3 separate regions of the Mus musculus genome follow, and all the other regions are linked to region 3. The links are chromatin contacts, found by POLR2A ChIA-PET in ENCODE. All regions are on one chromosome and are shown on one strand. The core of a region is the stretch at or near the end of the contact, and the rest is flanking DNA. Distances in the headings are between cores, read along the strand shown. Region 1 holds the start of H3f3a (H3.3 histone A). Region 2 holds the start of Ephx1 (epoxide hydrolase 1, microsomal). Region 3 holds the start of Pycr2 (pyrroline-5-carboxylate reductase family, member 2).

The links. ChIA-PET counts read pairs that join two places held with the same protein, here RNA polymerase II (POLR2A).
Region 1: POLR2A ChIA-PET joins it to region 3 with 15 read pairs in Patski. The contact joins the promoter of H3f3a here to the promoter of Pycr2 in region 3. POLR2A ChIA-PET finds 5 or more read pairs at or near these places in 3 of 5 experiments (Patski and embryonic stem cell).
Region 2: POLR2A ChIA-PET joins it to region 3 with 11 read pairs in embryonic stem cell. The contact joins the promoter of Ephx1 here to the promoter of Pycr2 in region 3. POLR2A ChIA-PET finds 5 or more read pairs at or near these places in 3 of 5 experiments (Patski and embryonic stem cell).

Annotation. Positions count from the first base shown.
Region 1 is chr1:180,812,013-180,816,221 of GRCm38, forward strand. It overlaps H3f3a (H3.3 histone A), which reads right to left and starts at 1,593. Exons shown (of 4, transcript NM_008210.5): 1 at 1,459-1,593.
Region 2 is chr1:181,014,937-181,019,015 of GRCm38, forward strand. Ephx1 (epoxide hydrolase 1, microsomal) reads right to left here and starts at 2,633. Exons shown (of 9, transcript NM_010145.3): 1 at 2,491-2,633.
Region 3 is chr1:180,901,822-180,905,895 of GRCm38, forward strand. It overlaps Pycr2 (pyrroline-5-carboxylate reductase family, member 2), which reads left to right and starts at 2,453. Exons shown (of 7, transcript NM_133705.2): 1 at 2,453-2,709; 2 at 2,923-2,993; 3 at 4,053-4,074. The coding sequence starts at 2,643.

The DNA.
Region 1 (4,209 bases), core at 343-2,842, 91 kb before region 3:
AACCCCCCCCCCCCAAATCTGGAAATTAATCAGTATGGGGGAGGGGGGGGGACTGTTATATAATTAGTTTGGAAGGGCGCGGATTACATCTATCGCCCAAACATGATTTAAAACAAACTAGAAAATTGTCAGCATTTATACTTTATAAAGCTATTTCCGAGCGATAAAACAGCCAAAACCAGAGAGACGCCCCCCACCATGGCTTTCGATCCAATTCATTTAATTAAAGTAGAAATTAGAAACGTCTGCAAACATTCGATCACAAACAAGTCAAATGAACGAAGCCACAAACACAGAAAGGTCGAGTCAAATTACAGCCAAAAAAAAAAAAAAGAAAAAGAAAAAAAAGAAAGAAAAAGGTTTCAGCGCCCCCCCCCCGCTCGGTTTGCTGCCCCCCTCTCGCGCCTGGCAGTTGGGTTGCTGTAAATATCTAAAAACATTCTTGAGGTTTGTTTCTTTATAGTTATGTTGACAAAAAGGCGTCTCGAAATGCAAGAACAACAGCCATCGCCAGTGAGCATTCCACAAAGCCCGTCCCCCTCCCGGGCTTCGCTATGGAAGCCGACTGCCCCGCACCCAGGCTTAATTAGCGCTCGACACCGGCCGCCCGGCCCACCCAGCACCACATAAACTTTTGGTTCTGCCTCCCCTGGGTCCCTAGGTTCGGGGTACCGGACCTGCCCGTCTCGGTCCCCGCACCCCGCGCTGGCAACGAGCGACTCGGCTCCCGAAGACTAGCACAAAATGGAAACAATTGGAAACGTATCCGATTCCCTTCCAGAGAGACAAACAGCAAATCGTTCGAAAATACCCCATCCCCTGCCACGTGCCGCTCTCCAAAAATGCAAAAGTTCTTTTTTTTTGTTTTCTGCATTTCATAAGCATCGTTTCTTTTTCTCCAAAAAAGGCAAAAAAATGTTCTTAAAATTTTTTCCTTCCATTTTAAAATGGGGAAGAGAGAAACGGGGGGAAAAAAAATATGGTCGGTGACCAGAGAAGAGAGACAAGATGGTGAAGCTCAGGCACAACTGTGGAGAGGCAGCAAAAAGCGAGTTAGCCCGGGGTGGAAAGCGGCGGCGATTTTACCCCCTTTGCGCCCGAAAAACTGGGGCCTGGGACCCGGAGGCGGCAGTTAAGAGGCTCGCGCGGGACATGGTGAAGGTCTGGGGTCCCGGGAAGGGGCAGCGGGAGGGATTTCACCGAAGAAAGAGGAGCCCGCGGCGCCGGAGGGAGACAGGCTCGACGCCGCGGCGGTGCCACTGCTGGGCTGAGACGGAGAGACCGGGGAGCCGCCGCCGCCACCGCCCGCGGAAGGCAAACTCGCTCCCCATCTCCATTTCTGCGCCAAAAAGTTTGCGGGTCGAGCCCGGGGGGACTGTGGGTGCCTCCGTGGGCCCCTACGAGGCCGACGGCGAGCGGAGCCCGGCTCCGGGAAGGCGGGCAAACGGAGAAACTTACCCCCCTTCTCCTTCGGCTGGAGCTCGGCAAGCGAGAGGCGGCGCTGGCGTTGGAGAGCGGCAGCGGCGCGGCGAAGGCTGCGAACACAATTGAAAGATGGCTGACACCGAGGCTTTCCCCTACACACGCCGCCCCGCCCCGCGCCGCGCTCCAGCCAATCACACACAATGGAGGGAAGGCTCGGCCCCGCCCAGGGCCCCCGCGCGCCCCGCCCCTCCCCTCCCCCCGCGCGCTCGTTCGCTGGCGCGCGCTCGCTCCTCCCCCGCGCGCCGCCCGCCCATTCCTCCCGCCGCCTCTCGCGGTGTGTACAAACACAAAAGACACGCCGAGGGGCCCGCCGAGGGGCCGTCTGCCCTAGTCCGTCCCCGGCCCACACTCCCTCCCCGTCGGACGCAGGCGTTAAGTGAGCCCCCGAAGCCCAGCTTTGGGGTGCACAGCGGGGGGTGTGGGGGCGGGGAGGGCGGCGCGGGCTGCGGACCAGCGCCCGGCCTGCGGGGGGAGGGGCATCGCCCCCGCGCGCGCCCCCGAGGTTCCCGGCCCGTGTGGGGGCGGGGAGAAGGCCGGGACCGTACGGTCGCCGCGCCCCAGTTGAAAACGCGCCCAAGCGGGAAGCTAGCTGGCAAAGTGGAAGCCCCAGTCCCGCGCCCACTTTCGGACCGCGCGGCGCGCCAGGGGCGGGGGACCCGCGGGCCTCTTCCCGCCTTCGCTCCCCGCCGAGCGCGGGCCGGTCCGGAGGCTCGGGCCAAGTCGCCTGAGGACAAGTCGGTCGCAGACTCTAGCCCCGGGAGAGGAGGGGCAGCCTGCGGGGCAGTGCGGAGACTGTCAGCGCGTCGCAGGTGGTGGCACCGGGGCCGAGGGACAGGGCTCGCCCTCTTCCTAGGCCGCGGTTCTTGGTGCAAGATGGCTGTTATTTTGTAAGCCTCTGAGACAATGTGCAACACAGCTGTAGCAGTCTAAGGCAGAGTAGGCCTTTCCACCCCTTCGCTGTTTGGAGGAGCGCTGCAGAAATCTCGTGACATAAGAGTCTAATGTCAGACACAGGAGGCTGAAACGGCAGGTAGAAGGAAAAGCTGTTTCCCGCTTTCCTTCTGCCCAGTAGCTTGGGCAACAGACTGCATAGCTCAAGTTCTCATTAAGTGACCCACAAACATCTGAACCGTCCCCAGGTGGTATTGACCAGGCTACACAACTCTGGGTGAAGGCTTTCGGTAGAAGAGTCACAAAGGTCCCGTAGGGTACTGATGAAGGACAGTAGCATACATGTAATCTGAAGACCTCTCAAAGCAGTCTTATCATGAACATTATCCTGAAACAGATATGTGGAAATCAGATATGAGAGAAGAAATGGATTTGGCCAAGGTCACTGAACTGAGGAACAGACCCTAGAGGGAAAAAAAACAACAACCCAGGCCTCCTGTTTCATTATTATTTAATGAGTGTTAAGTGTTGATGAACACATGCAATCTGCGATACTACCCTAAATGCACATATGCAAAAAACCCTCCACAGAGCTGCCAGTGAAAAATTCCTATAATTTGAGCCAAGAAGCATTTTTTCCCCTCTTGCTTGTTTGTGTTTTGTTTTCAGGAAACTAAAATATTTGTTGCTGGATTTATCCAAGAAGGCTGTTACATATCAATTGAATCAGTCATATCTTCAAGAAATGTTAGCTTGTCATAGATAGTACTATCTATGTATGCTAGGTTTCCTCATACATTCTTCCTGGCTTTAAGCAGATGTTTCTAAGGGATGGAAGGACCTTGTCTGGTGAACTACTTCGTGTGGATTGTGGGTTCTGTGAACCGACTGAAGTTGCCCATCTCTGACATGGAAATAGTAGTTACTTGTGTGATGGTAGTCCGCAAGCTCTTTCTGGAAATATGACTGGTTATCCTCTTAGTAATCAGGAAGTTTCCAGATTTGCCATATATATATATATGCCATATATATATATATATGGCATGCCAATTCTGCTCCGAACAATTTTTGGAAGACTGGGAGTGCTTCAGTGAACAGCACCGGTACCGGTCCAGCCCTGATTGAGTCCTTCTCTAGAAGCATCGCCTTGCACAGGGAAGCTGCACTTGGCCAGGGGACAGGATGCTTTGGAGCCCCGAGGATGGCAAACGACTGTAGCTAATAGAAACAGGCTTTATTTCCAATTCATGGCGCCGCTAGGAGAGCTGCTCCTGGGGGGGAGAAAAAGCCTTTTTCTTTTCAAGGATTCTTAAGGGGCACCAGAGGTTAGTCTTTTGTTGTCTTAGAGTCTCCCCGTGTAGCTCTTGGTTTAGCCTGGAACTGACATGTAGACATGTAGACCAGCGGGCTGGCCCCCACCTCCCAGGGATCTGCCTGCTTTCTAAGTGCTGGGATTAAAGGCACATGCCAACAGCCCCAGAGGACAGACTCCACTCCTGGAGCTCAGCCACCCCTCAACATTTGGAGTTTATCGTAATGGAAAGAGGGGAGCAAGAGCTTAAAATCAGGTTAAAATCTTTGCCTAGAATAAGATAATTATGGCCGCTAATTAGGATTTGCTTATAAGTGAAAGGATAGGATAAATTGGCAAAGCTAGATGTGATGGTGCATGCCTATAATCCTAGCAGTTCAGAATCAGACCCGGGAGGACCTTTGGGAGTAGGAGGTTAGCCTGCTCTCCGGACGGTGTCCCAAACCTGTTAAGTCTACATGGGAAGACCATATCAAAAAGTCAAAAACAATGCCAGCCACTTCATTCTTCTTGCTCACTAA
Region 2 (4,079 bases), core at 1,383-3,882, 110 kb after region 3:
AGAGCCAAAGAGACACCCACACTGCATCACTGCGCCTCAGCCTCTGCACTGCTAGAGGCAGCAAAGACTCCACCTTCTTAAGCACAAATAAGGCTTGTTTGTCAGTTGGTCAAGAGGAGTTTTCTGTAAAGACATTTTAGTAACACAGCTGAAACAACACTGTCCCCCTAAAGTGAACCCCTCAGCCTTGGAAGAGCGCATAGGTGTGGCTCTGCACCGTGGCTTGGCTCCACAGGAAAGTGAGGATGGCCAAGTAGCAGTCAAGGGAAGGCAGGCACTGGGCCAGGAGTCAGATGTCACCCCAGGCCTGTAATGGTGGAAGGAGCACGCTAGACACTCTGAGAGGGAAAACAGTTGCTCTCTGGGGAGAAAGCATGAACTGTGGTTTTCCTCAGTAAATCAATAAGCCCTGGTAGCAGGGCACTTTGCTCCTTTGAACCAGTTTGTGAAATTGATTATGTCTGAGGATGGAGAGCCAGACGCCTCCCCCCCCCCCCCATTCCCTGGGCACCACCATGCAGGAGAAGGTTCCTGGCTGAGGCTGGGCTCCCTCTTGGACATCCTTTCCCAGTCTTATCAACACAGCTCCCTGGTGACTCCACCATGATACTAGCTTGGCCTGAAGACCCCCTGCAGGTAACCCCAAAAGGCCAGTGGCACTGACTAGTGGCTCTCCTGCCTCCAATCTTATTCTCTGTTGTCCCTCATCCCTCCAGCCAGGCTGTGTTCCCATACTCTGAGGTCTTAAAACAAGAACCAGGAAGTGGAACTTGGGCCTCTGCCCTTCAAATACTTGATCCAGGGCCAGGATCCCAGGGGAAACAAAAAACAAAAAGGGTGGAGGCACCAGATCAGTAGGGCTATGCCTGGGCATGCTGGAGCTGCTGGGCATGGAGGAGAGACACTACTCATCCTTACAGGGCTTTTTGTGGGTACCACTGTGCTCTAGTTGGGCTCTGGGCAGAAACTGGACCCCAGGGGTCTGGTGGAGGCTCTCACCCTTTCACTAAAAATCCCTCCCTCTGTTCCCCATGCATTTCCCTCTCAGTTCATCTGGGCAGCAGGTGTGTAAGGCACAGCCAAAGGCTGGTGCAGTCACACCAGATAACATGGGGATTAGGGATGGTGCTGAAGGTCACCCAGCTGACTCCAGGAGCACCCGAGGGTCTAGGGAAATCTTGTTTTCTTGGTCGGAGGGGCAGCTGAAAGCTTGGAGCCTCCTCACTGACTCTGGTCTCTCTTCCAGAGGGCAACTGAGGACATAAAAGCCACCCACAGCAGGCGCACCTCTGCCTCAGGGCCTTTGCATGTTCTCCTCAGCCTTGTGCAGCTGGATACTGAGTAGTGAGGCGCACTCCTGACCCTCCTGACCCTCTGGAGTGTGAAAGTGTGGCCTCTTCCTCTCTAGTCAACAGTCCTGCTCCCTCTTTATGACCTCCTATTTCCTACAGCTCACAAATATAATTTATATTTTACAAAGATATGTTTATTTATTATGTGGTGTTGGGGATCTGACCCAGGACCTTGAATTTTGTTTGTTGTCTGCATTCAAAAGCTCCCAGAGCCCATGAGAACACATTCCCTGCTATCCCCAGGGTGGGTGGGTGGGGGGCAGTGTCTGAACAGTCAGTCCGTGTCGTTGAGCACGGTTGCACTGAACATACTTCTTTAGGGACACAGGAAGCCCTCACGTGGCCCGCCTGGTGTGGGTATTAGGGAATGGAAAGTCTTTGCTGAACACGCCCACGTTTTTGTTCCACCCTTCCCCCCAGCCCCCTCAGCTTCAAGTCTTGTGTGAAGTCAGACCACGCACAGCCAGTGAAAGCCTCCACTTGAGGGAGGAAGTCACTGTCACAGTAAAAACAATGTGAGCCTCTGGGGCTCTGCGACTTTAAAAAAAAGATCAGGCCGAAATCGGAGGCAGAGAAGCAAATGTCGCAGATGTCCATCTCTACAATCCTGCCAGCAGCACAGAATGCCAGCAAAGGCACAGCCCTACTGTCAACGCGCATGCATACATACCGGATCCCTCCACCTCCCTCCTGATCCCGCCAACCAGATGCCAGAAAGGCTATCCAGACTTCTGGCCGCCGGAAGTTTAAATGACGGGAGGTGCAGACTGGAGAAGTTAAAATTAAGAGTCACTTGGACGGCGCCCTCAGCTACCTGGATTGGCTCAGGTGCCTGGGCAAGTAGCAAGCCTGGAACCCAAGGGACAAACATGCATGGGGGGGCGGGCGGGCGGGGAAACCAGGGGGCTGAGGAGCCAGCATCGCTGTCAGGCGCAGCACCCACCCCTTGCTTCCGAAGCGCAAGCAAGGGGTTGACGCCCCTGGAAGAGGATGGAGCATCAGATGCAGGACTAAGAAGCATGGCCTATTGCACGCCTGGATCGGTCTTAGGATAAGGGGAAGCGCATTTAGCTGCGGGAGATACGCGAAGCCCTCGCAACTCTCACGCTGGAGTGCCGCTGCTGTCCCCGGAGCTTACTGTCAGGGTCGCTCTCGGGTTCCTACTCCCGCGGCGGCTGGTGTGCAGTTCCTCCACTCTCAAACTCCTCTTGAGCCTCTTTGCCTGCTGCTGAGCTGGTGACACCAGCTGCCTGTTAGCCCCGCCCCCACTAGCCCCGCCCAGGCCTTGGCCCCACCCCCGAGTTGGCTGGTTGGCCAAGGCTAGCTGAGCATCTAGCTAAGGTGTTTCACCTATTCTGGCAAAGTCTGCTGTTCTGAACAGGGTATTGGCAGTTTAAACTCTGCAGTCTGTGGACTCTACACACAAGAGCCCAAGCTGGCCTGGTGCTACAGCCTTCCTCTCACCTTCCTAGCAGTTCGTTGTAACCATTTTATAAGCGAACCAGTCAGTGAGCAAACATCTGGGGATAAAGCTTGAGGGTAGAGTGTCTCGCGTGGGCAAGGCGCTGGAGTTCATTCCCAGAACCACAAATAAAATAGTGAAGTGTGGAATGAACACACAAACCTGAAGTTTGTCGTTAAGTGCACCCTGTGAGGCTGGCTGATCTGAAGCCCAGGAGGCATGGACACCAAGCAGAGGCCAGCACAGGGAGGAGGGAGAGAGCGCTGCCTAGCCAGCAAGCAGGAGTAGGACAACCACAGTTCCTGGCACCCTTGGGGCTAACCTGCTCTCCATTAGCCAGCCTGCCCAGTGCCCTGTCTTTACCCCCGCGGCCCTCCTAAGACTCGCCTAGAACCTTCTCAGGCTTCAGCAGCCACACAGACAAGATGACCAGGCACACCACTGTGAGGGCCTAGCAGTGCCTGCCGCGGGGTCCAGGTTTATCATCCTACACACATGTGAAGCGTAGGGATCCTATTTTCACCTCTCACCTCTGATCTCCAGCCTCCTTCGCTGCTCATCATGGCCCAAACCCTCTCCGTTCTAACGGAGAGCCGGTTTCTCTCCAGTGAACACATTCAACTCATTCCTGCCTCCGTGGAACTCCTGGATAGTGTGTCCTCAATCCTCTCTGGGAACCTGGGATTTCCAGGTACTGCAGCTCCTTCCCCTCCCCAGCACACCGTTTGCACACCTGCCGTCCTCCTCTGCAGTGTATAGTCCAGGCTTGTTTCATAGCGCCCTCTAAACTGTTCCCACAGGAGCGCTGCCTCCAGCCATTCAGCAAAGCAGTAAACGTATTGTTCTTAACAAAGTGTAGATGGAAACATTCTAATGTGCTGGGCAATGGTGGCTACACCTTTATTCCCAGCATTCCTTGAGTAGGAGCCAGAGGCAGGCAGATCTTTGACTATGATGCCAGCCTGGTCTACAGAGAAAGTTCCAGGACAGCCAGGGTCACACAGAGAAACCCTGTCTTGAAAAAGAAAGAAAGGGGCTGGTGAGATGGCTCAGAGGTTAAGAGCACCGACTGCTCTTCGGAAGGTCCTGAGTTCAAATCCCAGCAACCACATGGTGGCTCACAACCATCTGTAATGGGATCTGATGCCCTCTTCTGGTGTGTCTGAAGACAGCTACAGTACTTACATATAACAATAAATAAAAAAAATTACATTGTCTCAAAAAATAAGAAAATAACTAAAAATAAAAAAAAAAGAAAGAAAGAA
Region 3 (4,074 bases), core at 1,203-3,702:
TTCATCAGTTTTGTCTTTAAAATTGGTTATCTTAGTCTGTCCTACATAGGAAATAATGTTGCCTAATCTTTTGTTGGTTTGTTTGAGACTTGGTCCCCAGGCAGGCTGTATAGACATGGGTGACCTTGAACTTGTGCCCCTAATAACCAGCCTCTCAAATGCTGGGATTGCACCATCTCATGGGTAATGCAGTGGAGGGGAAGGAGCCCCGTCCTTCATGCACGATACTGAATGAGTTATATTCCCAGCCTTCCAACAATAAACTGGAACTTTAATTCATTTTTTCTTTTTTTTCTAAAGATTTATTTATTTTATGTATATGAGTACCCTTTAACTGGTTGTGAGCCTTCATGTAGTTGCTGGGAATTGACTTTAGGACCTCTGCTTCCTCTGGTCAACCCCACCCACTCTGGTCTGCCCCGCTCGCTCTGATCAACCCTGCTCCCTCAGTCCCTGCTTGCTGTGGCCCACAGATTTATTTATTATTATAAATAAGTACACTGTAGCTGACTTTAGACACACCAGAAGAGGGTGTCAGATCTCATTATGGATGGTAGTGAGCCACCATGTGGTTGCTGAGATTTGAACTCAGGACCTTCGGAAGAGCAGTCAGTGCTCTTACCCACTGAGCCATCTCACCAGCCCATAATTTATTTTTTCGAGGCAGGGTTTCTTCTGTCATATATCCCAGACTGGCCTGGAACTCTCAAACATCCTGCCTCTGCCTCTAGACTCCAGCCATTGCAAGATCTGCACAACCTGTCCTGGCTTATCTCGCTGAAGTGTTCTAACAAAGACATCAAGATTTAAATCTATTCTCAGATGTCTTCAAAGGAAATAGAGAGCTATTCTCCAAAAACTGTCATATTGGTTCTCCTTCGATGGTGAGACTGAAGACGGTGAGCCCACGCCTGATATGTAAAAGGCCGGGGTTTCATCTGAAATACTGAAAAAGAAAGAGAGAGAGAGAGAGAGAGAGAGAGAGAGAGAGAGAGAGAGAGAGAGAAGAGAAAGAAAGGAAAAAAGAAAGAAAGGAAGGAAGAAAGAAGAAAGAAGAAAGAAAAAGAAAGACATAGCTTTCTACTGAACCTAATTTTTGGGTAATAGACATGGATTCCTGTGTAATACAGGGAGCTAAGGGAGGGTTGGCTGCTGCAGATTGGCCATCTGCCTAGCCTGGGACACCTCAGTACTCTGTCCCATTGTCTGGTTCTTCCTAATTCTCAGAAGGGGCAGGCGTGTTACTTAAGGATAAGACAAGGGTGAAGGCCCTGAGGCACTGATAAAAATGATGCTGGGGGCGGAGAACCCGGGGAGAGGGGAGGGAGGAGGCTGAACTGGTTTTCCTATTGGCTGGGAGGTCCGGAAGGGAAGGGCTGGACGGTAGGGTCAGGGTGGGGCACTCCTGGAGGGTGTGTCCCAAATGGCTGGGTGGGAAGGTAGCTATTCATCTACCTCACTGTAGCAGAATACAAGAAAGCAGATAGTATGTATGTAGTTTCCAATTCTAGGAAGACTGGTAGGAAGGTCCATTGAGTTCAGGAACTTAAGTCTAGCCTGGGCAACAAAGCAAGAGATTCTGGCCAGAAAAAAAAAATCGTTCCACTTTAACTGTTTGGTTCGTCCATTAATGGAATAAATACACGTTAGAATCTTGTGTAAAATAACGTTTCGGTGGCGTTGGGAAACTGCTTATGATTGGTATACTATAGAAATGTATGTACTACACGCCTATAATCCCATCCCTCAAGAGGATGAGGCAGGAAGGTCACTAGTTCAAGAACAGCCTGGGCTACATAGTGAAACACTTTCCAAAAGTCAAACCCAACTTGTGGCTGTTCCTGAGCCCTCTGGTGCGTCTGGACATGTTTCGAGAAATCTTTCTGGGAATAAACAATACAATTCTAATGGAAGAGAGGAGATGTCACTGGTGATTCGGGACAGCTCCTGAAAAGCTTCGATGCTGGGTCTCTTTGTATACTCTAAAACCACAAGGTGGGGTGGACAAACAAGCAGTCATTTCTCACTGTCTCAGCTGTTTCTCCAGGTCGCCCTGTTCCGGGTAGCAAGAGAAGTCATGCTTGGCCAACAGGCCGTGCAAGCAGTGCTTTAAGGAAATCACTAAATAAATCAACAAATCATGATCTAGTAATTCGTCTTTTCTACCTAGTTCTACTTCGGAAGGAGCATGCCGAAGCTGGCTAGCTGTAGCCTGGTGTCCATGAGGGGTACATCTCTAATAGGCGTTTTGGAGATCTCACTCCTGAACCAGAGTTAGAAACCAACTCTTCTAACCAGGAATTACCAGTGTCCCAGGCAGGGCCAAGCAGACCCGCACCAGCGGAGCTAACAGGTTCCACCCGCTGCGCGATCAGGAGGCGGGCGCACGGCCTGACGGCGATGCCGATTGGTCCGCCCCAGACCCGAGCCTCGGATTGGTTGCCTTGGACACGTGGCCAACCGGAGGCTGCGTATTTGGCGGTGGATGCTCTGGGATACTTGGGGCCTCTCTAGCAGTTCATCTGGTGCATCCCGGTTTGAAAGCTGTTCCGAGCAATTCGGGTCCATCTTTTTCCACGCGCGGACACTGACCCCGGGATCCCCAGAGTCCCCGGATCGGCGCTCGCCGGGATCCTGCGGCCATGAGCGTGGGTTTCATCGGCGCAGGCCAGCTGGCCTGTGCTCTGGCGCGGGGCTTCACGGCCGCGGGTGAGCGCGTGGTCAGCCTTCCCTCTCACCAGAGTGAACGAGTGAGTGAGTGGGTGGGTGGGCGATGAGTGAATGTGAATGGATGGTAGATTTGCATCCATCTGCTGGGAGCATAGCGTCGGAGGCCGGCACTGCTAGAGCTGCTGTTGGCTTCCATTGATGGACTGCATGATTGGGCCATGATCTACAGTTGAAAAACTTTGTTTTCTGTAGGCGTCCTGTCGGCTCACAAGATAATAGCCAGCTCCCCGGATATGGACCTGCCCACGGTGTCTGCGCTCAGGGTAGGCTAGGAGGGATGGAGGGAAGTGGGCAAGAGGAAGAGGCCCAGGAAAAGCGTGTCCGGAGATGCCCTGAGTCTGGCAGGCTCCGACTCTCCTTTAGGGAAGTCATCATTGTAAGCCCTGCACCTTCTCTGAGGCAGCCTTGTGTGGTGGGAGCTCCCAGGCAAAGTTAGTGTCGGATCCTACTGGGGTGAAAGTAGGCATATAAGAAAGGTTCTTTTTGGGCTGGTGAGATGGCTCAGCGGGTAAGAGCACAGACTGTTCTTCCGAAGGTCCTGAGTTCAATCCAGCAACCATATGGTGGCTCACAGCCATCCCTTAACAAAATCTGATGCCCTTTTCTGGAGTGTCTGAAGACAGCTACAGTGTACTTACATATAATAAATAAATAATTCTTTAAAAAAAAAGGTTCTTTTTGTTAGTCTGCTTTGAATTTCACTGCATAGCCCGTGTTGGCTTCTAAGTCTGGAAAATTCTGCTTACCGATGTTGTAAATGACAGCGTTGCTAGGGGACTTGGTGAGTTACGTAGTTTCTTTATTCAATAAAGCTTAATGTCCCAAGTCTTCTAACATCTGGCCAATGTGGGACAGGTGAGCAGATGAAGCACTGTGGATACTGTTTGTGCCTAGTATAGGCTTATGTCCCCAACGCTGTAGGACCCCAGCTATGCACCTCAGAGCCCTAGAGGGGGCCCCGTGGAGACTTGTTACTCCGGTAAACAGCTGTGAGGTTGGGAGTGGGCTTTGCAGCTCTGCTTCCAGACTCTGGGTGCTCAGCTCTTTCCATCAGTTCTCTCTCACCTGGCAGAGAGGTTCGAGATTGCTGGGGTTGAGGGGACAGCCACTTTCCTGGCCATGGTGGAGCAGCTTACCATTTTGTACCTATTTGTCCGGTGGCAGGAAAGGAAAGCTGCCATTTGGGGATAGTCACGGAGCCCTGAAGGCACAGAACAGAGTGTTGGCTACAGTTGACAGAGAGGGTCTGCTATTCTATGGGTGGCACGGGCTCAGCCATATTACCTAGCATTACGGACAGGGTCCCCTACTCCTTACTGCAGAGGATGGGTGTGAATCTGACCC